Regions from separate parts of the Mus musculus genome. Here region 1 is linked to region 2. The links are chromatin loops, found by intact Hi-C in ENCODE. Cell type or tissue: left cerebral cortex. All regions are shown on one strand. Links, peaks and the distances in the headings refer to the core of each region. The heading gives the core; the rest is flanking DNA.

Region 1 (11,935 bases), core at 2,114-10,113, 56 kb before region 2:
ATAGACAGACTGGTAAGATTAGACAGATATAGATGATAGACAGGTAGATGATAGATATTCGGAAAGATAGATAGATGGTAGCCAAAACAAAAAATGAATAGTGGGAGGGGGTGATGGTGTTGTAGAACAATATCTGAGATTATCCTCTGGTGTCCTCACGCATGTCCACACAGTATGTACTGGCATACTCACACTTGTGTACATACACCACACACATGTGCACACATACACACACACACACACATGCATACAGCTATGCATACACACCACAAAAACGATTGTGGGCAAAACAGCAACCTGAAGAAGTTACATGTAATGTAAAGCCACCACTAAAGTCACCATGATTTGGCCTCTCACTCACCAGTCCCTGGAGTCTTCAGTGTGCCCGTCGGAGCCGATGGCTTGGTCCTTGGCATGGTGATGCCCACCTCTGCCGTCATGCCTCTCCGCCATGAGCCTGTCTGTGAGAGGACTGGATTCTTCTTGCCAGACACACTTTTGTCCGACTCATCAGACATGTCTGAAGGATTCCGCCTCCACTTGGAGCCCGGCTCCATCTTCACACCACTGTCTGAGCCTCCATCTGATTTCTTGATGTCGTCACCAGACCATAGGGAATTCCTCTCCACCTGTGAGTGCTTCTCAGCGTCAGTCTGTGGACAGGACACATGCTGAATTAGAGCTCACCCATGCACGCCGAGACAATACGGGGACTACTTAAGGACTTTCGACACCTCGGACATCTGCTTACTTTGTGAGAAAGTCACAGCAACCTCTACTTTTTTTTTTCCCCTGTAAGGAAAGACTAATGGAGGAGAAAAAGAGAGCAAAAGGTCTGGGGGGAAGAGGAGGCCAAGGGCCCCAGGAGGAAAGCAAGCAGAGTAGAGGGAGAGGTGATAAGAAAGGGGCCATTGACTCTGCCACTTGCAGACAGCCACCTCTAGCCCTGATTAAATCCCCACCAGCACCAGCCTGTCCCCTTCCCTTTGTTCCCAATCTTCCTGTCGTTCCACTGGCAGGGAGAACTTTGCATCTAGCTCTGCAGACAGTCTAACACACCCAAGCAAGGGAGCAAGCAAGCCTGCAAACTCCTCAGATCTGGGAAACATTCAACTGGCAACAGCAACTGGGCTCACTCCCGCCCAGCTTCGTCTCTGAGCTTTTGCTCCCCGTGATGCCAGCCTGCGTTCTCAGACAAGTAAGATAATTAGACAACACTCTTTGGAAGAGCCTGACCTGCTGGCCACGAAGCCCAGGAAGAGATAGGAGTGTGCAGTTAATGAACTGCAGGGCCGAAGGACACAAAGGGAGAGGAATGCTCTGGGGCCTGGGGGCCTTGAGGCTGGGGGAGGGGACTGAAAGGGAGAAGCTGTGTATGAACAAGAAAGGGGAAGTAAGTCAGCAGTGCTTTTGGGTTGGACACGAGCCCCCTAGATGAGCTGCCTAGAAGGGGCCAGGCAGGCAAGGCGAGAAATGCACGTGAACTGGGCAAGGCCTGGCCTGAGGCCATGCTACCCAACAGGACAAACTCCTTCCTATAGAGGGCTGAGTGGAGGAGAGCCCAGTGTAGACAGGAAGCCCCTATTCAACCTCCATCCATTACAGCCTCCTGGTGGTGCTTGCACTTGCTTGGTCCTCCCTAAAACACACATCGAGCTGCAGCTATGTACAAAGGACCAGAGATGGGACATGAGGAAGGAACAACTAAAAAACTCAGCCATGTGAGGGCCAGAGGGAAGGTCCCATATCTGTGTGCAGAGCACATATGCACTAAGGTTTGGGAACCAAGCAATGCATAGCTACTACATACACACTGCAGGCTATGACACAGGCACTGGCTGGTCAAAGCCAGTCAGGAGACACACAATGCTACTGTCTTCTTAATTTGAAAGCTGACCTCAGCCTGGTTTTCTTCTTCTAGTTCCTTCTGGCCTCACTGAATCAAAATGAACTCAATGTCCATGGTTTGCCAGGCATCACATAGGGTCTCAGAACCTGGAAGATTAGTCTCCATGCTTTGTGGAACTGGCAGTCATTGAGAGAAGCAACCATGGGATGCAAAGGCATAATAAAATGCACAGCTGTGAGATGTGACAGACACCATAAGGGAAGGGAACGTGGCCTTGGAGAGAGATATACAGACATTGACCTAGTTTAGATTGCAAGGGTGATGTGGGAAGTGGTGGCCAGACAGAAACTTCTAGAAGGACCCTAAAGAATGAGGCAAATTTAGTATGAGGAGCATCTAGAGAGGACCATGTCAGTGAGCAGAAACTGCATGTGAAAAGGCCTTAGGCAGAAAGAAGAGACTTTGGAAGCATCCATCTGACTAATATTTCTCAGGTGCCACCATGAACCAGGGGAGCTGTCTGTTCTGTGAATACTTCAAAGACATTTCAAAGCCTCTGTCTCATGGACCTTACATGGGAACATGTCCCAACACATATAAATATGTTCTAAGATGCACTGGGGCTGTAGCACCTCTTACAGACTGGACCACTGCGTTGTTTTTCCATGCCCATAGACCTCTTTTCCACGTTACACTGTAATGCAGTTAATAACAGTGGCGCTGAAACCTACAGCTCACTGTGTGCTCCAGTGCTCCAGGTACAAGTTACCTTGCTTTGTTTTGTTTTGTTAAATATGTGCACCAGAGGGCTGGAGAGATGGCTCAGTGGGTAAGAGCACTGACTGCTCTTCCAAAGTTCCTGAGTTCAATTCCCAGCAACCACATGGTAGCTCACAACCATCTGTAATGGGATCCGATGCCCTCTTCTGATGTGTCTGATGACAGCTACAGTGTACTCATATAAATAAAATAAATCTTTAAAATAAAAAACTTAAAAAAAAATATGTGCACCAGGGGCCTGTGAGATTGTTGGACAAGGGAAAGGTACTAATGGCTTAGGTTCAACTCCTGCAACCCACATTACGGTGGAAGACAATGGCTCACAAGCTGTGCTCTGACACCTGCCATGGGATGAGCATACACACAGAGAATAAAATAACACTTTTCTGTTTTTCTTTTCTTTTCTCTCTTTCTATTTTTTGTTTTCTTTTGTTTTGAGGCAGGGTCTCATTATGTAGCCCTGGTTGGCCACTCCATGAAGAATGGGCTGGCCTCAGCCTCATAGAGATCTACCTACCTCTGCATCCCCAAGTGGGAGAAATAAAAATGTGTACCATCACCATGTCTGGTTACAATAAATGTATGTATGTATGTATGTATGTATGTATGTATATGTGTGTATATACACACAATATATATATATACATATACATACACACACACATATATATGTATATATATTTAGAAAATATATACATCAGGCTGGGAATATTGCTCAGCCTACTGTGTGCTTGCCTAGCATGCATGATGCCTGCATTCCCCATCACTAATGCTACAGAAATCCAACACAGTGGCAAGTGTCTGGAATCTCAGGATTCTGGACACAGAGACAGATGGATCAGAAGTTCTAGGTCATCATTGACTAGGGAGTTTGAGGTCAGCCTGGGCTACACGAGACCCTGGGGATTGAGATGAGAGACAGGGACAGATGGGGAGACAGGGACAGAGACAGGGAGAAAGAGAATATAATTCAATTTATTCCTCAGCAAAAACTCACAAGGAAGTAACAGAATACTGAGGCCTTAGTAGAAGAGAAACTTACCCAAACTCATATAGTGAGGAAGGCATTATGGGTATTTTACTAGTCTAGTTGCTAAGCTAATAATTTAACCACTGTAGTACTGTGTAAATTTTGACTATAAGCTCAAAGAGATAACCTTCTACATGTCTCGGGTTACCTACTAAAGATACCTACACCTAGCAGATTCTCCTACAGACGTTCTGGCTGTTTTAAACCCAGGCATAGAGTAGGCTTAGCCTGGCCCTGGCACCAGGCCTCCTAGAACAGACTCCCATCTTTATCAATAACAGAGAGTACACATGTCCCCAGATTGGGACCATGGCTTGGCCTTTTCTTCTCTGATGGAACATTCCTCCAACTATCTATCACACCCGATAACTTGGTGCAGGGTGAGAGCTCTTCCAACAGTCTTCTGCAGCTGGGTATCTGCCTGGGACATCTTGACAGGCTAGCACTCACACGTCCTTAGCAAATCCTCCCTGAGCCATGTGTGACCACTGGTGGTATCTCTTGGAAGTTAAAATGGATGGAATCTGTTTTTCTGTTCCCAGAGCTTGCAACAGGAAGGCCAGCAGGTCAGCACACTGGTGGTCCTAACTCCCACTGGAGCTTTTCTTACCAGTTCTTTTGGAAGTCTCCTTGGTCATAAACAGGCAAGTCGGGGGGGGGGGGGGGGGCAGAGGTGGGGCAAACAAGCCAGAATGGACCTTGGAGTAGAGGGCCCTGTTCCCGGAAAGGGAAGTCTGATCCAAAAGAATAAGGACACTGGCTTTGTAGCCCAGTGGGCTTGAATTCCAGCATTGGCTGCTGTCATGCATTGCTGTGTAAGATCTTGCGTTCCCTCCCATCTCCAAAACTGTTACACTGGCTGTCAAGCAGGTTGGAATTGAATAGACCATTGAATAGAGAGCCAGTGGTGAACTTAAGAGCTAAGTATGGAGGAATTCCATAAACAGCGGCTCTCTTGCCAAACTCCCCAGCTCTGAGCATCCCGGCACCCTGCTGTGTCTTCAGCATTTACCCCATCTCTGTCTTGCAGAAGTTGAACAAGGTTTTAGCTGCTCAAGTCTCTAGACACTGAATCCCTTTGCGGGCCTAGATGCTGCAGGGGCTTTAAGTTGGAGCCCATACAAATGTAAAGAATTACAGCAACGTCACCTGTAACTTGTGTCCCTAGACATTAATGACTCTCAAACACTTTCAGCTCATCCCCTGAGGTTGCACTGTTATTCCTACTGGGCACAGCTTCTATGAAAGCACAGGTTTAAGGAGAAGTAATGGGCCCGGAGTCAGGAGCAGTGGCTCCGAGGGAGGTTGGAATATAGCAGCCTGCCTGTCTCCAGCTAAATTGAGCCTGCCATCGTGATAGCCTGGGACACACAAGACAGCAATCCCGGCTACGTTAGCCATAACTTTGTTGCCTTTAGAGATAAATAAATAAACTGACAGTTGTATAGTTTTTTTTAAACCCACTCTGAATTTTGTTTAAAAACAAAGCAAAACAACAACAAAAACTTTAGGCACTAAAATGAAAGATGATGTTGACATAGGCAGCTCACCACCCCTAGCACCTGGATTAGTGTCTCCCACAAAGCGTGGAAGACTGAGTGGCCATGGCCCGAACATATAGATGAATGCACAGCAGGCATATGTGTGCTTGTTCAAACTCTGTGCACCAACACAGTGCCTGGAGACCAAGATGCTGCAGAACGGAAGGCAGGCAGCTCTGGAACTACAAGCAAAACACACAACAGCGTGCTACCCTTTGTGCTACCATTACAGGTGCAAGAGGGAGACAGAGAAAGGGGCAGTTAAGGTGCAGAGAATAAGACCTCTGAGCAGCTCAGCACCTGGGGCTCTGGGAAAATCGTGCCCAGAATTGACCCGCGGCTGACATACCTCCCATGCGGGTCTAGAGGCTATTATTTTGTGGATGAGATGACAAAGGCTCTAAGGATCTGACTGGACCATCATCCCAGGATGTCACATAGTGAAAAACTCAACCCCAGAACACTTGACTTCAATGTCACCCTCCTCTCTGATGCCACTGTTGGACTCACCAGCTCTCCTAGAAGTCATGCGGAGGGGCTCAGGTCTCATTCAGAGGACTTTTGTCTCTAACACTGAGCCATGAGTGCAGGGGATCAGGATACACATAAACAGGCCATGAAAACCTTGTGGGGCATCTTCAATGTCTCTCAGCGTCTCAGAGGAGACAGAGTCCCCTAAAGGAAGGTTTACTCCCCCAGTGATCCACACCTCCTCTGCCTTCTCTTTCCATCAGCACACCAGGTTGCTCCTTGTGCTTTCCAGAAAAAGAAAGTCCCCTTCTCCTCAGATGTGGGGCCAGGCAGACAGTGTTTCCTGGGGGAACGCCAAGCCCTCTCTTGTCTTGTGTGTCCCGCCTGAGTGTAGCCCACTCACTCGCCCAGGGTAAAGCATTGTGTGACAAGACCCCTGATGCACGCACCAAGGAGTGGGAGGGTGCGGGCGCATCTTCCGAGCTCCATCCACTCAAAGAGGGGTAATGGCCCTTAGCATCCCTGCCAGCCTGTGGGGGAGGAGGCGCAAGGCTGCCGGAATGTGGAATCTAATATTTTGAGATGCTCCCTGGACAGGAACAAAGAGAATGTCACGAAAGTCCATTTGGAAGCATCCTGACAATAGGCATCTAGGTACCTTCTGCTGTAGCCAGCATTTCTGCTACCCAGACCCACTTCAGCTCGTATTTTCATGTTTTAAACTTGGGTGGATCTGTAAGAGAACCAGTAATAGGCCCACTGAATAGTGAACCCTTCGTGTCCCACAAAATTACTTCTAATCTTGTCTAAGATATCTGGGTAGTAGCCTTCACACTTCGCCCTGTGACATCTGTGAGGAGAGAGAAAAGTGCTGCTCAAAAGGGAAGGTCTTTGCCTGCACCAAGCTCAGATATTTGGCATCAGTAAGATCTGCGGACAAACACCAGCCTGTGAAAAGGAAGCAGATAGGAGGGTTTTCTGACTGGTGTCCCAGGTCCCCCTGCTTCCCTTCAGACGTTTAGTATGCAATAGGTAGCAGGGACCTAGGCTGGCTAAGGGTTCCTAACTTGTGTCTAAACACCAATCAGTGATCGTTCTCAGCGAGTATGGCTTCGAGTTTGTTTTGAAAATACAATTATTTATTTAGGTGCTATGTGCACTCAAAGAGTGTGCATGTGTAATTCTGAGGTAAGGTTTCATATATCCTAGCGCCCCAGCTGGCCTGAAACTCATTATGTAACAAGGCGGATGCTACTGATCTTCCTGCCTCCATCTCCCAAGTGCTGAGATTACAAACGCAGGTCACCGCACACTATCAATGTGCTGCTGCTGGGAATCCAACGCAGGGTTTTGTATGGGTCAGGAAAGCAGTCACTCTGTAGATGTCATATTGTTTTTTAAAAAAGTTTTCTTTTTAGTGTGTGTGTGCCTATGACTACAGAGCCTAGGATAGGGTGCGGAGTCCCCTGCAATTAAGACTTAAAGGCAGTATGAGCCACACAACATGGGTGCTAGGACCTGAACTTGGATCCTCTCTAAGAGTCACACGTGTTCTTAGCCAATGAGCCATCTCTCAACCTCATAAGTGTCCTATTCTTATAAGGTACTGAATATTACATGCACAGCTTGAAAAAAATCCAGAAAATCAGCATACACAACTACCACCAGGACCAGGACACAAAGTGCTTCCCCCGAAATCTTAAGTGACCACTGTTTATTGTCTGGGTAACAACAACAACAACAACAACAACACACACACACACACACACACACACACACACACACACTGCAATTTTTGGCTAAAATAAGAGTGCAAGATGTAACAGGTAATCCCAAAAGCAATGCCTAAAACATGTGCCCGGGTAGTCTGCAGCTACATTTCTGTAGGACAGAATTAACCCCCACACTGCCAACACAGCTTTTCTTTAGCCCTATCCTCAAAGAAGAGACTCTTTTGAAACAGAGGCTTCCAACATGGCCCCTATCTGTACAGAGTAAAAACCAATGGAGGAAGAAGAGGCTGTGGGGAGAATGGGAGAGAAGAGAAAGGGCAGGCCTGGTAGTTAGGTGGTAGTAATCCCAGGCCATCTCAGCAGTTCACCTAAAACATCAGGCCCCACGGGAGGGAGGGACCAAATGGTTCACCCATGCCGGAACTGCCACAGTTGACCTTGTGCTGGCAGCAAGCCACGAGGACACCATACTTGGCCTGCAATAAAATGGGCTTACAGAGTCAAGTCCAGGCTCCCAGGAATACAGTGAGTCCATATGAACTGAGCTGTATCTGAAATGTAAAATCCTGGAGTAATACAGCCGGCTGGTGGCCACTGTTACACACCATTCATGAGTCACCTGTACAAAGGAACTTGCTCCTGCAAAGAAATAGCGTCTGACCCTCCACCCCCACCCCTACCCCACCCCCGGGGAGCTAGGTATATGTTTTCATGTACAAAATACAATTCTTTTCTTTTCTTTTCTTTCTTTCTTTTCTTTTCTTTTTTTTTTTTTTTTTTTTTTTTTGGTTTTTCAAGACAGAGTTTCTCTGTGTAGCCCTGGCTGTCCTGGAACTTACTCTATAGACCAGGTTGGTCTCGAACTCAGAAATCCACCTGCCCCTGCCTCCTTAGTGCTGGGATTAAAGGTGTGTGCCACCACTGCCCGGCTGCAGAATACAATTCTTAAAATATTAAAGCTAGATGTGGCCGTGCATACATGAGAGATCAATACTTCTAAGGGTGAAACAAGAGGATTCTAGGCCACCCTGGATCCCATTAAAACTTTCTCAAAAACTAAACAGAAGTCTGGCTGCTGGTTTCAGGGTTTCTGGGAGAGCTGTATTAAGAGGGCAGAGACACACGTCCTGCAGTGCTAGAATACCTGCAAGCTTCTTCGAGGGCGGGGTGGGTGGGGGTGGGGGTGGTGAGGGGGAAAACTGGATTCCTGGACATGCGTAGAAGCCTAGGGGTACTGGCCACTGCACATTGAGTATTATCTCTGTTTAGCAAAAGATGCTCTTGCAACCTGTTTGCTGGGTTCCTTCCTTCCTTCCTTCCTTCCTTCCTTCCTTCCTTCCTTCCTCCCTCCCTCCCTCCCTCCCTCCCTCCCTCCCTCCCTTCCTTTTTTTCTGAGACAGTGTCTCTTTGGGATTAAAGAGCTGAGCCTCCACCACCAAGGACGAGCTTAGTTTTCACTGGCAAGTTTCTAGGGGTTTTGACTCAAATGATCTAAAGTTTTGGAGTATTTTGTTTTCTACTTGAGCCACTCTGGCCCTCGGACTCATGGCAATCAATCTTCCTGCCTCAGCTTCTTGCTTGCTGAGATGACACACCTATGTCACCATAGCCAGCTTTTTCTTTTCTTTTTTGTTATATTGTTTTTGTTTGTTTTGTTTTGTTTTTGAGGCAGGGTTTCTCTGTGTAGCCCTGGTGTCCTGGGACTCACTCTGTAGACCAGTCTGGCTTCGAATTCAGAGAGATCAGCCTACCTCTGCCTTCTGAGTCCTGGAATTAAATGTTTGGGCCACCATACCCAGCTGACCACTTTACTTCTAAATCTTTGTTTTAAAGCAAAAACATAAACCACTGACCTTTATACTTTATTTAGACCAAATGAAGTTAGTGACTGACTGCATGTAAAATCTGGCTACATACTCACCAAGGGTAATATGTCTCGCAGAGGCAGATTGGTGATTAAACTCTTATCGATGAATCCACAAAACAAAACAAAACACCAAAAACTAAACAAAAATCAAAACCAAACCAAAACCCTAATCCCCCCACCTCCTCAAAAAAACAAAAAGAAGAAGGGATGTGGCTCCGTGGGTAGAAAGGTCTCCTAGCATGAGGGAAAGTCCTAGGTTAGATCCCCAGTACTGCATAAAGCAAGGTGTGAGTCACACAGGTCACTCCAGCATTCAGAATGTAGCATTAGGATAAAAGAGCAGGAGAGCCTGACTAAAAAACAAAGACAGAAAGCTATTTCTAACAAGAGTATCACACAGTAGCAAGGGATGGGAGCCACAGCTGTCACAGCTGCCACAGCTGCCTCAGCTGGCAGTTCTCAATCTTAAACCTTGGCTACACTCCCTAGAGACAGACCTGAGCTCACAGACAGCAATGGCTCATGGGACAGAAAGGAGATACATGTTGCTGGAACCACATTAGGGGAACCAACTGCCCTGTGCTTATTAGCTTCAATTTTAAAAAGGTATGTGTGTATGTGTAGATACTTGAGCACACATGCTAAGGGCACAGGTGTGTGTGAACAAGCGTGAGCACACATGTGTAGGCTACAAGACACCCTTGAGTATCATTTCTCAAGTGCTGCTTGCCATTTTGTTTTGTTTGAGACAGGGACGCTCATAGCCCTGGTGCTTGCTCTCTAGGCTACACTGGTCTGGCTGTGAGCCCTAGGGATCCGCCTGGGTCTGCCTCTGCAGCAATGACAGTACGGATGCCCACCCACACATAGATTTCTGACCCCTGCTTGTTCACTTAGAAACAAGCTGAAACCGAGGTCCAAGGAGAAAAAATGGTCTCTTCACACCAAACCAGTGAGAGTATAAGTTCCTTTGCCCATCTGTACTGCCCACTCCCTAGCCTTCTTTCCCTGCAGTGAGGGGACAGAGACTGGATGTTAGGGGCTGGACCTCTCCTCATCAGCATGGGAATTCTCTGATCAGCAAGGCCAAGCTTGAGCTGGCTAGCGGGGAGGCTGGAGGAGCCTGGGAAGGCCTCTCTCGTCCCTTACCTGAACATCCAGGTTTCTCCGGGAGGAGGCAGGCGTGTTGGCGTAGGAGCTGATGGAGGAGCTGGTGTTGATGTCATCCGTGCTGAGGTTGTCTATGGTGTCGCTGATGCCGCTGCTGACGGAGCTGCTGTCATCCCAGCTGCCAAGACAAAAACATCCTGAGCCACGGAGCCTCTCCACATCCTAACGCAGCCTGACAACTCAGGCAGATAAACTGGACTAGGGAAAGGCCCGGCTTGTGACCGAATGTCTTCCAGAGGGCTCCCACTCGGATGGGCCTCAGCTACGGGGGCCACCTGAGTGAAGGGGCTGGTCCCATTTCTCCGGAGTGGGTGGATTCATGAGCAGAGGCTACAGACCGTCCTTGGTCTAGTCCCTTCCCTCTTCCCTGCTCAAGGTAATCACTCCTCCCCCAGGGATGGGGGCAAGGCCAGACTGGCAGGGCAGGATCTGAATGATGGGCAAAATTCAATGCAGTCTCTTTGTGGGAGGAGTGGGAGTGGAGCAGGAGAGCTGCTGTGTGAGCGCCCTGGACAAACACCTAAGCAGGAGAGTGTCTCCAGAGATCAGCCCATCCTAGCACTATGTCTGCCTTTGTAAGTCTACCCAAAGCACGACTTCCCTTCCCAAGCTTCAGACAAGCAGAACTCAACCCCTTCCTGCTTCCAACCTGGCAAGGATCTTCCATCCTTGGGTTCCTGTCACTGTCTGCTACCTCCCAACCCCACCACATTCAACCCAGCATCTGGTCTTACCACTGCTCTTTGCAAAATGTCCCGTCCATGGGCAGTGTAGCCTGTCACACCCCACAGTTTATGGTGCTCTGCCTGGGTCACTACACACGGGCCAGCTCATCCTTCCCTACTCTGTGATTTCCACTCAGCCACCCTCCCATGGCAGCCTGAGTAACCTATAACGTCCCCTGGGCCTGGCCACTCCTTTCCTTAATGTCTCTAGCTGGCGCTCCTGCCCTCCCCCAGTGGTATCTGCTGTCCCTCTCCAATCCTATCTTGCAGCCCCATCTCCACTGTGCACTTGCCTCTGACCATAAGAGCTTCTGTCCCTTCTAAGCCAGGACTATTTGTCTTCAGCAGGGAGGCTTTCATTGGTTGTCCCTGCAATCTTATCTTATCTCAGTGAATGTGTCATTACTTCAGAGATGCCATCCGTTATCTAGCAAGCCACTGTGTTCCATTACCACAATATGGTATATTATTCTTACTTGTTTGTGGGATGGTAGGTATACAGAAAGTGTTTAATAGGTACTCGATGAATTGAAAACTCCATAAAGTAAGCCGCCGACATGGACGTGACGCTGTTCTAGATCAGCCCATGGCAACAGTGAGTAACACTGCTTCCCTACTGTACAGCCAGAGAACTAAGGCTCAGCAAGGTGGTCAGCTAGAGAGACGTGAGTGGGCCAGAATCCAGTCATCTTGACTCCAGTGTCACACTCTTCTCTGTGACAACCAGACAGCTTCCCCCTAAACATTCTCTGAGCACACCAAATACAAT
Region 2 (11,935 bases), core at 1,829-9,828:
ACTACACATACACACACTAATACAGACACTACTCATATACACTACATGCACACACTATATACACATATATACTACACACATACGCACTCACATACACGTCTACACACAGAGACCCTACACACACATATACACACGCCACACATACACAGACACACTCACACACGCACCTACACACACAGACCCTACATCCCCACACATACACATGCACACACATACTACATACCTACAACTACATATACACACAGTACATACATATACTACATATACACACATATATACACACATGTGAGCATGCACATACACATATGCTACATATTGATACACTAAACATACACACACTGGTATACACTACTCATATACACTACACACACACACACATATATACACTACATACATAAATCTATCCATCTAGCCAATCAAACCAAGTGTTTGTGGTTGTGCCAACAAGACACAACAGACTGAACTTTTCACCCAGCAGTATGATTAAAGGGGAAAAAAGCATGGTACTTGAATTATATATTAATGACAATTAAAATAAGAAACGATCACAGCCGTTGTTAAACAACCATTTGCATAACCGCCTTTTAATGCCTTTTTCTCAGAAGGCGATGAGCTTCTTGAACGCGGGGTCTATTATTTTGTTCAAATCCATATTCCTAGCTCATCCTACTTCTACACATATGTTAACTATTTCTTTGCCTGGCTTAGTGAACACATAAAGGAATGAAGCGCAGACTAACAACCACAGAGGGCTTAGCAGACACAAACTGAGACCATGTTGATCATAGACTTTCTTCCTGCCAGCTTAAACGGTAGTAAAATGGACACCTTAAGATGAATGTCTGCCTGTCACTGTACCTAGGATCCGTCCATCTGTCTGTCTGTGTACCACATGTAGCAAGCCAGGGAATAGCAGAGTGGCTGACTTGTATCCAAGTAGCGACAGAGGGGCAAACACCTCCACCCAAGGCACAGCATCTGTTGAAGGCTGAACATTTAGAAAGTGTTCTTGCTGAGAGAGCAGGGGAGCTCTTCAAAGTACAACTTCATGTCCCATTAACCAGGGCTGTTAATCTTGATCTCAGCAAAGTCACCCTGCCAGTTAGATAAACACAATTTTTTTTCCCAACTGGGGAGATCTTGTCAAAGGACAAACAAACTAATTTTAGCAGTGCTCATTCCCTGCTGGATTTTTATTGCTGGTGAAACAATACATACGGTTGGGCAATGACCTGCACCTGGGCAAGGAGATGGCAGCCCTCCACCCCTCACCCCTGCTGAGGGAGGGGTGGGATGCTGGGACAGACAGCCTATAGTCTGTGACCTACATTCACACCCACCCACACAAACACCACATGCATGACATGAAAAAAAAGAATTTTAAGGTTTTATTATTTTATTAGTGTGTATGTATGAATATGACGTGTGTGTGTGTGTGTGATATGCACATGCTGTGCAGAGGTCAGAGGACTACTCTATGGAGCCCCTTCCCTCCTTTATGCAGCAAGTGCCTTTATCCACAGGGCCATTGCTGTTCCTCTGCATGCATTTCTAGTTTCTGCCTCTGCAAAGCCAACCCCACGTGAGCGCCTGGCTCTCTGAAGAAGCAGTCCCTGGTATATCCATCCGAAACCCTGGGCAAGGCTCAGAGTTGTCAACGAACTCATGCTCTGAGGGCTTAGGGAGACAGCGGGGAAGGTCATCTCATCTTTTGCAGCTCTAGCTGAGGCTCAAATGGGGTGGGGACATGAAGTGACTTGCTCAAGGTTACGAGCTAAGGAGACAGCTGATCCAGGGCTGAGTCCCAGGGCCCCAGCACCACACCTGCCTTCTCCTTGGGGACACAAACAATTATCACTGTTATCCAATGAGGAGCTGTGGTACCTTTGTATCTGCCACATGGGTTCCTGCCTACACCAAAGGCTACTGAACAATTCCCACATTGCCTACCCGAGTTCTGCAGTGACAGTAGTCAAGGGTCTTTGCTTCTGAACCCTTCCAAAGCTCCCCAAGACTTCAAGAACAGGGCCATCTCATAATTAATATAGATGCTGTTCCCAAGTGTCCAAATCCTAGGACAATGGTTATATGATCTCCTGGACACAATACAAGCACTAGGCTCTGTGCCAGCCTAGGGCTAGAGAGATGACAAACCCAGGTTCTGCTGCTGAAACTCACAATTATTGGGAATTAGGCAAATAGTTCTACTCTCCAAACTGAGGGGTGTAACATGAAGGTTTAAGAGGCTGAGGTAGGGTACAGCAGCTGCAGGTGTCAGAGTGCTGGAGAAGCTGGTCCTACAGGTGACACTGGGGGGTTGCTAATGAAAACAAAGTCCATCCAGGCACATGAAACCATAGCACAGAAGCAGGAAGGGGAAATGGAAGAGGTAAGCCAAGGGAAGGAAGGGGTTTGTTGTGGTTGGAACACCAGTGAAAAGGGAGGAGAGTCAACTGCATGGGAGGGAACCGAGACAAAGGGCAGGGATGCAGATGTGGCTGAGAGCGGCCAAGTACCAGGCCCCACTTCAGTTTCAAAGAGCACACTGGATTTTCCATGCTGCCATCATCCCATACCCTATTTTTAACAAGACATATTTATAGTTTTAAGTTTTTTATTCATTTTATGTGCATGGGTGTTTTGTGATATATCTATCTATCTATCTGTCTATCTATCTATCTATCTATCTATCTATCTATCTATCTATCTATCTATCTATCTATCTATATGCGCATCACACGCATGTCTGATGTCCAGGAAGAACACAAGATGGTGCTGAGTCCCTCGGGACTGGAGTTACAGATGTTCGTGAGCCACCATGAGGCTTCTGGGAATCAAATGAAGATCCTCTGGAAGAGCAGCCAGAACCACCTCTCTAGCCCCCTATTCATTTATGTTTTTAACGATGTCTATACATGTATGACTGTGTGTGGATATGTGCCCATGTGTGCAGGTGACAGAAGACCCTCTTGAGCTAGCATCAAGGATGCTGTGAACGTCCTGATGTAGGTTTCACGGGAACCAAACTCTGGTCCCTTGGGAGAGCAGTATACACACCTCTGGGCCTTCTCTTCTGCTCCTCATACACCAAATGCTTTTTTGATGAGCATTTTTTTTTCTCACCAATATATTTTGCTACAGACTTTTCCCTAACACCAGTTCTCATGCTGGCTGAATCACCTTGACTTCTAGGGAATGAGCAAACCTGCAGGGTGGACCTCGTATCCCCATTGCAAAGGCCATGTGCCAGCCACAAGACACCTTCTTCCTTCCTTCCTTCCTTCCTTCCTTCCTTCCTTCCTTCCTTCCTTCCTTCCTTCCTTCCTATCTTCCTTCCTTCCTTCCTTCCCCTCCCTCCCTCCCTCCCTCCCTCCCTCCCTCCCTCCCTCCCTCCCTCCCTTCCTTCCCTCCTTTTTCCCCTTTGGTTTTGTTGTTGTTGTTTTGTTTTGTTTTGTTTTGTTTTGTTTTGTTTTGTTTTGTTTCTTTGAGACAGGGTGTCTCTGTGTAGCCATGGCTGTACTGAAACATACTCTGTAGATCAGGCTGGCCTCAGACTCACACTAGCTAAGGAACCCCACAGCGTCCATTGGAACAAACACTAGACAGAATCGAAGACTGGGTAAAGAGATCCTTTCCCTTCCTAAGTGCAGTGAGGTAATACCACAGAGCCCAGTGAAACTGGCTGGATGTGACATGTCCTTGTACCTTCCAAGTTCACAGTTCTACCTAGCCTGCCTCAGCTGGGGGGGTCTTTCACTTGGAAAGACGTCACTGTTGTGGATGGAGCTGGAGGTGGGGCTGGGGGCTGGGGGTAGGGGTAGGTGGGGGTGGGGAAGGAACCACAGGTAAGGAAGGACTCACTCTAGTGCACTTAGAGCAGCACGCGCATGCAGTGAAAAGGAAATAGCTCTCTGCTGCAAGAAATGAAAGCAGGAACGGGAGGCGGAAAAGCACATCGGGCCTGGCGATTACTTTTCTTCAAAGACTTTATCAGCCTGTCTGCAAGTTTTTGGACACAGCTTTAGTTTAGAAGTGAACATAGGCAAATGGGCATAGGTGAGATCCCTTGCCAATATCAACATAAATACACCAGCACGTACATCAACAGTTATGGTGTTGCATAAAGCTGGGAGGGAGCAGGAGGGGGGCTGATAGCCCCAGACCACCACATTTTAGCAGCTAAACAACACGTGCTCTTCAAGGCACGCTGCAGGGTTACAGCCCAGCGTGACATTGATTCTCTGAGTTTATTAGGATGTAAATTGAGTTTCTGGACAAACCTGTAAAAAGATCCTTTTAGCTTAGGGCCTCTTAGAAGTTAGATGGCTAAACCTCCCTCTGGGTCACAGAGGGACAAGCTGAATGCCAGCCTAGCAGAGCTGCCTAATCCCTTTGAAGGCGCCGGGTCTTTACCAAAGGCGGGTGGGGCAGCTGCTGTGTCTGATTTAAGATGATGCATATGAAATGCAAAAATGAGATCACAAAAAAAAACGAGGCCAATTTTTCTGTGCTGATATTAAAATGGCGACACTCATTTTTTTTTTCTTTCAGGTCCCATCTGCCCTGGAGTTTTAGTGTGGCACACTGACAGAGCGTGACACATGTCACTCAGCAAACAGTGTCATCCTCTCAGTGTCTCTACTACCCTCCCCACAGAATATTCTTATTTTCAAGGAAATAAAAGCCATCCCAGTCAAAGATACTAAAATGTATCACTTCCTGTTGATGGGTCCCCTAGGCTGACATAAAAGAAAACAAAACCAACAGCAGTTTCTGGAGAAAATACAGGGTCAGAGCTCAAGTTTCCCTGTGGTGACAGGACTAGAATTACAAATGACCCCAACTGGGCAACACACCCACACTCACACACATACACACACACACACACACACACACACAAGGGCAGGGGCAGGTAGGAAAGCTCCCAGCTTTCATTCTGCGCCTTTATAGGCAATCCTTGGGCACACACCCACCCTCTCCTCAGCCGTTTGCTGGAACCCTCCCAACCCCTCCTAGGGCTGAGGGATATAGGACACATTTCCTACCTTTCTGTGCCGCTTTCTGCTGTCCCTGGGGGCTGCTAGCTCCTCAGGACCTCACCAGGTTTCCAACCTTTCTCCTTCCAGGAGGATGTAGAGTTCTACTTACATCCCTAGCTTCCCCATCCAGCTACCTGTAGCCATATTAAGCCGCCTCAGCTCTGAGCACCGGGAACATAACCCCAGCAAACAGACCTTGAGAACTGTGAACTGTTCCGCTGGGGGAGGTTCTCAGCTCAAAGCACACGAGCTCCTTCCCTGGCTTTTCTGCAATTCACATCCATCTCAATCCTGGCTTGGATGAAAAGTTCTCTGGATGGAGAGAAGCAGGCAGGCAGGCAGCAGGCAGGCCAGCGGGCGGGCAGCCACAGTACAAGTGAACCCAGGAGGTCTGCAGCCTACTCTGGCTGGCCCTTGTCAACAGAGCCTGGCCCTCCAGGGAGCACTTGAAAGAGGTTGCCAAGCTAATCAGATGGAGCCTGAGCAGGCCGCAGGAGCACAGAGAGCAGGGTGGGGGAGAGAAAGACAGGCTGGAGTGGAGGTGCAATCACAGGGTCGCAGGATCCAGACCCCAACCAGGTATCACAGAATTAAGCACAGAAGAGAGCACGCTGTAGGCAAACACAGGGTATTCGTTGGGATGTGGGGTTTGCAACAAATTAAACTTCTTACAAGCTAGCAGGCTCAGCACCCTCTGGCGGTTGCCCAGGTGGCTCAAGTCGGACCTTACTGCTTCAGCTAGCTTCCCTGCTGACTCAAACACCCAACAACAAAAGCAGTGATTTCTGCCCAGTAGGGGATAGGTGGGGGGTGGGTAGGGGTGAGCGGGAGTAGGTATGGGAGGTAGAGGACTGCAGACAAAGAAACATAGTCCCTCTGTTATATCTACTTCTTGGCATGCCTCTGTTGCTTGTATATTTCTAGACTGGGGTGTCACTTTGTAGCCCAGGCTGGTCCCAAATTTGAGATCCTCCTGCCTTCAGCTCTTGGGTTCTAGGTTATGGCTGTGCACCATTGTGGGAGACATCAAACCCTTTGAATTCTTATGGCTTTGGGGTGGGGGTGGGACAGGTATTTTATGACATATGCAATATTTCAGTAACACTGCAAATAACATCTTTTAAATACACGAGTGCTCTATTTGCATGTAGACCTCCATGACAGAAGAGGATATCTGACCCCATTTACAGATAGATGGCTGTGAGCCACTATGTGATGTCTGGGAATTGAACTCAGGACTTCTGGAAGAGCAGCCAGTACTCTTAAATGCTGAGCCATCTCTTTGGCCCTACACATAAAGCCTTAAAGACAAATTCAACCAAGAGTAGTTTTGAGGCCACTACCTAAAAGCGGAAACTCTGAAAGTCAGATTTCTTTGAATCTAGAAGGCCATTTTTACACATTTGCAATCAGTGGCACTGGCTCTCAGGCCTCCAAGGTACAGTATGACTTGCTGAGTGGCTGTGCTATTCCTTCAGCAGGGCAATGGCTTCCCCACTTTGAGACTCACAGCAGGTGGGTGGGGGAGGTGGTAAGGTAGGGGCAGGAGGTGGGGTGGGGTGGGATTCAGCAGTGGTACCTGGCAGCATTGTTATTCCCTTGATCCTCTGATTTCAGCACCCAGGTGACTCTGACTCATCTTTTCACTGTTTTATCCTTACCACGCTCCTTGCAGAGTGATGGATCCAAGAGGGGAGATGTCTGCACAGTTCTAAAATGTGATACCCTGGTCTGTGCATCTTCTGTAAAAAGCAGTGGGATGCTCCTCATTCACTCACTCATTCATTCATTCATTCATTCATTCATACATACATAGACAGGGTTTCTCTGTGTAGCCCTGGCTGTCCTGGAACTCACTCTGTAGATCAGGCTGGCCTCTAACTCAGAGATCCACCTGCTTCTGCCTCCCAAGTGCTGGGATTAAAAGCATGCAACCACAACCAACCACTGCTGGGCAAGAGCTGCTCCATATTTTAATAAAAGTCCATGGAACACTAATTTCCAGAGGACTTCAGTTTAGCTTATCCTATATAGATAGATGTGCTATAAGAATTTCAATTGGAGGTGGTGGTGTTGAGGGTCATCTAAGAGATGGCTCAATAGATGACAGACTTTCTATTAACAAGTATCAGGACCCGAGTTAAGATTCCCAGGACTTGTATAAAAGCAGTAAGTAGGAGAGTGGACTCTGTAAATCCAGTACTGGGGGTGGCAGGTAGAGTAAGGCAGATCCCTGGATCTCATCGGCCCACCAGCCTAAGTGAATCAGTAAGTTCCAGGTCCAGTGAGAGACCCTGTCTTAAAAACGGAAGCGGTCATGGGTGTTGGTGGATGCCTTTAATCCAAACACAGGGGAGGCAAATGGATCTCCGTGAACTGTAGGCTGGCTTGATCTAGATTGAAAGGCCCAGGCCAATCAGGGCCTACACCGTGATAGCCTACATCTTAGGGTTTCTATTGCTGAGACAAAACACCACCACCAAAAATAAGTTGGGGAGGAAAGGGTTTATTCGGCTTACCCTTCCACATTGCTGCTTATCATCGAAGAAAATCAGGACAGGAATTCAAACAGGGCAGGAATTTGGAGGCGGTACCTGATGCAGAGGCCATGGAGGGGTGCTGCTTCCCTGGCTTGCTCAGCCTGCTTTGTTACAGAGCCCAGGACCACCTACCCAGGTATGGCACCACCCACAATGGGCAGGGCCCTTCCCCATTAATCACTAATTAAGCAAACACCTTCCATCTGGGTTCTTATTGTGGTATCTTCTCAACCAAGATGCCCTCCTTTCAGATAACTCTAGTTTGTGTGTCAAATTGACATAAGACTGACTAACTGGCACACCCAATCTCATTAAAATAAAGGAAAAGAAAGGTGGATACCAGCAAAGGAATATACCTAGTGTCAACTTCTGGCTCTACACACATGTGCACACATCCACAAGCACAAACAGAGTTAAAAACTCACATATACACACACAAGAACAGGTATAATGCCATATACAATACAAAGAAAATAATCTGAAGTTTCTTCTTCTTCTATTAGTGTGTGTGTGTGTGTGTGTGTGTGTGTGTGTGTGTGTGTGTAGGCCAGATTATGTGCGTGGCTTCTTTGCCTTCATGACTACGTGAGCATCACATGTATGCCTGGTATCTCTCAGGGCCAGGAGAGAGCACTGGAACCCCTGGAAGTGAAGTTAGAGATGGTTGTGTGTTGCCATATGAGGCTGGAAATTGAACCTGGGTCCTCTGCTAGAGGAACGTGTGCTCTTAACTACTGAGCCATCACCCCAGCTCCTCTCTTCCTTACATCCATGAATCTGGGGACTGAGCTCATGCTTATGGGACAAAGCCATTTCTCTGGCCCAAGAGTTTTAATTTTTGAAATGCTATAACTATGCTAATGAAATGCATCCTTGGGTGGACAGAGAGCCAAGAAGTCCAACCAGTGTCCTTAGCACCTCCTATCTAAATAAATGAGCATGTGTAAAATCTTCATCGTGATCCATGAGAACTCTTGTTTAAAATGGGAACTACTGCACATCCCTCTGAAGAAACACCGGCAGCTTTGGAAAAATGGGCAAGCAGCCCCGACCCCCATCCCCGCCCCTGTATCTGGGATTTTGTCTTGACTGAATTCTCTTTATTGTGGTTCAACTGTTAGTGTGGATTGCAGCAAATATTTCTAGCACCAGCAGGAAGCTTTCTGTTCACCCTGTGAAAGATGAGACGCATCCGAGCACACAGGAGACTGCTCTCTAGACAAAGCCCCTTTGAGCTCTTTCTTGGCATCAAACATGCTGAACAGAGACGCACTGATACCCAGGAAGTCTCGCAACATAGATGAACTTAAATCACCAGGGATTCGGAGAAAAATACACTTTCCAGGGCCATGGCTTCTTGGCTGTAGGCTGTCCTTAGCAGAGTTCAAACTAAATTTTACTTTATTTTTAAATACCTTGATTTTTCAGAGCATTTAAGGGTTTGTAAGAAAGTTGTACAATAATCATTGAGTTTCCTAGCTCCTTCCTCCCTTCAAAGTCTGATCTATGTCAATATTCTATATTAATGTGGTACATGTTTGCCACTCACAAGCCCATTTCATTGACAGATAACTGATACCTATCTTCATGTGAGCTCTTCTGTGTTCTGTTTTGTTTTTTAGCTCTGCAAAAGTCACGTGTACAGAGGCCGGAAGGATGGCTCAGTGGTTAAGAGCGCTAGCTACTCTTCCAGAGGACCCAGGTTCAATTTCCAGCACCCATAGAGTCCCAGCGGACCCAGTACCTTCTTGTGGTCTCTGCAGGCATTAGGCTCAGACACATATACAGACAAAACATCTTTACACATAAATCGAATTTAAAGAATAAGAAAACAATCCCATATCCTCTAGACTAGTATCATAGAATATAATCCAACACTTAAAAAAAAAAGGCTCCCGGGGGTTCTCCTGGTCACTGTTTTTACATACATGCAATTAAAACAAGCATGTTGGTAACTCTACCCTGGGAAGAACCTATCAGAGATGCCACCTTAAATCCTGAAATCAGCAAGATGGGCCTCAGTTTCCCTAAGAATTAGTTGTCATGATGTGACAAGTGTCATGCATGATAGGGTTGGAGAGATGGCTCAGCAGTTAGGAGCACTGACTGCTCTTCCAGAGGACCTGAGTTCAATTCCCAGCAACCACATGGTGGCTCACAACCACCTGTAATGGTATCCACTGCCCTCTTCTGGTGTGTGTGAAGACAGCAATAGTGTACTCACATAAATAAAATAAATAAATCTTAAAAAAAAAAAAGAAAGAAAAAGTGTCATTATAATTTAAAACATAAATCTTCAGTAACTGGTCCTGGACTCCTCTGTGGCGAGAGGCAATATCATCCATATTAATAGGCCCTAGGGTGAAGCTGATCCAGCTGTGCCCTCAACCTCAGGTCAGGGTTTGGTAGAAATTGTTTCAGAACCTCAAGTCCCTTCTGAAATATCAGTTAACTAGAGGTTTAGACTGAGAGATCTCCTGGCCCTGGAACCGTCTACCTGCTGGAGATCTCTATGTTTGGTGAGGTCATGGCTGAGGAATGACCTCAGAGCGCAGCAGACAACATGTGGTAGCCACAGGAGTATCACAGTCTCTGCACTGTCAGAAGAGTCCTTCCTGAGCTGGGGAAATGGTTCAGTGGGTGAAGCCTAAGGACGTGAGTTCTGACCCTACAGATCCACATAAAAGCTGGACTTCCAAAGGTGAGCAGCTGGAATCCCAGTACCACACTGTGGGGAGTGGGAGGTAGAGACAGGAAACGCTCTAGATGCTCCCGGGACTAGCTAGCTAGCTGGGTAGCACAGCAACCAAGGGACCCTGTCTCACACCAGGTAGAAAATAGGACACCCAAAAGCTGTCCTCTGTCTTCTATAAGCACATACATTCCTGTCCACACCAGGTTCTCCCTGCAAGCACATCCAACACACTAAGATGTAGTGGCTAAGCTTCTGGGATGGCTATACCTGTTGCTCCAAAGTCTCCGATCTGCTCCGCACGTAACACAAGTTCTTTTTACATTACTGCCAGAAACACGTAGGCTGGCTCTGAGGATTCTATGTTCTCTCTAGAAGATGAGTGGAGCCTTTGAGGGTGGGATCAGACAGCCAGTGTTTCCTGCTCTTCTGGCTTCAGAAGACAGGCCAGGGGAACTGCCTTTGCCTGCCTGACACCAGGAAGCGAGTGTCTGGCACCGCGCTTGAGGTTCACACAGTTTCACCTAGCCTTTATCAAGCCTGCAACTGAGAGAAATGCCAAGGTATCCTGAGAACAGGCAGTGAGGGAGACTGGCTTGTAACTGAGATACATCACTTCTGCAGGCTGACTCACCAGGTTAAAAATGGCCAGATTTCTGGGGGTTCCTGGGAGAGGGGAGGGCTGAAGAAAGGCCTGGCTACAGGAGCGCTACATGTAGGTATTTGTTCTGAAGGAGGCTCCTGTTTAAGGCTATGGCATTCTTTTCAACAAAAACTTCAGGCAGCTTCTGTTGTGGGGTAGGTGCCAGCCTGCAGGCTGGGGACACAGGACTCCAGGTCTTTGACTTCACAACTGCTTGCATATGGGGCTCAACAAGGGTAAACACAGAGATAAATACCAGAGGGGGCTTTTTAGAGGAGGGGGCGGGGGGGGGGGTCCCTCAAGAGACATCTTGGAAGTATCAGCAGGGAAGCCTTGGGTTGAAGAAGTTAGTGAGCATGTACTCACACATACCCACACTGACATATACAATACTAAAATTTTATAAGCGCATATTACAGAGTCTGCAAAGATAGCTCAGCGGTTAAGAACGCTTACTGCATTTGCAAAGGATCTGGGTTCCATTCCCAGTACCACATAAGCTGAGCACGCTAGAGCATTGGCAGCACTCGGGGGGGGGGGGGCGGAATGTCCCCTTTACCAGGATGATTGGCACTGGTATATCCTTAGAAGGGACCGACGTGATGCAGACTTGTAAGTGGACATGTCTCTTCCTATATAGCTGGAGCCATGGGGGTGCAAGGATGAAGCCAGGAGTAATTTAGAAGCCAGGTGACCAAGCACAAAAGCAAACTAGCCATCTCCTTTGATAAACAGTAGCCAATAGTGGAGAGGACCAACAGCAGTCGGGTGCAATGCTGGGCAGGCTGAGGGAAAGTACAGTCTGGGAGAGGAAATGAGGCTAATACCAGGGGCCTCCAGAACACATAATTTGCCTTAAATAAACGCAGCAGGAGCTGTAGTCGTAACAGCTGTGACACACAGGCTAAGGGATGGGGGTCGCTGATGGGTTTTCTTTCCACTCTTTAACTTGCTCCAATGCAATACTTTCACAAACAAGATAAGCTGACAGTACCATTTAAACGTGGCCGAGGGTGTGGGG

Evidence for each region. Peaks named below come from ENCODE experiments on the same cell type or tissue, not always from the same donor. Only the 100,000 strongest peaks of a DNase experiment are listed, where the experiment ranks them.
Region 1: a loop joins it to region 2, with 2.3 times the contacts of the local background. A loop is called at or near these places in 5 of 42 quality-filtered maps.

What each region holds. Positions count from the first base shown.
Region 1 is chr7:49,534,518-49,546,452 of GRCm38, reverse strand. It overlaps Nav2 (neuron navigator 2), which reads right to left. Exons shown (of 39, transcript NM_175272.3): 12 at 10,421-10,559; 13 at 362-653. Among named protein-coding and RNA genes, the nearest start is that of Gm32694, 19 kb to the left of the region's middle. In left cerebral cortex, for the core only: no CTCF peak of the experiment used is centred there; a DNase peak (open chromatin) is centred at 6,038; H3K27ac peaks cover 1,314 bases.
Region 2 is chr7:49,478,019-49,489,953 of GRCm38, reverse strand. The region is part of intron 10 of Nav2 (neuron navigator 2); the gene reads right to left. Among named protein-coding and RNA genes, the nearest start is that of Gm51447, 46 kb to the right of the region's middle. In left cerebral cortex, for the core only: a CTCF peak has its summit at 5,736 (motif pointing left); a DNase peak (open chromatin) is centred at 5,318; H3K27ac peaks cover 1,581 bases.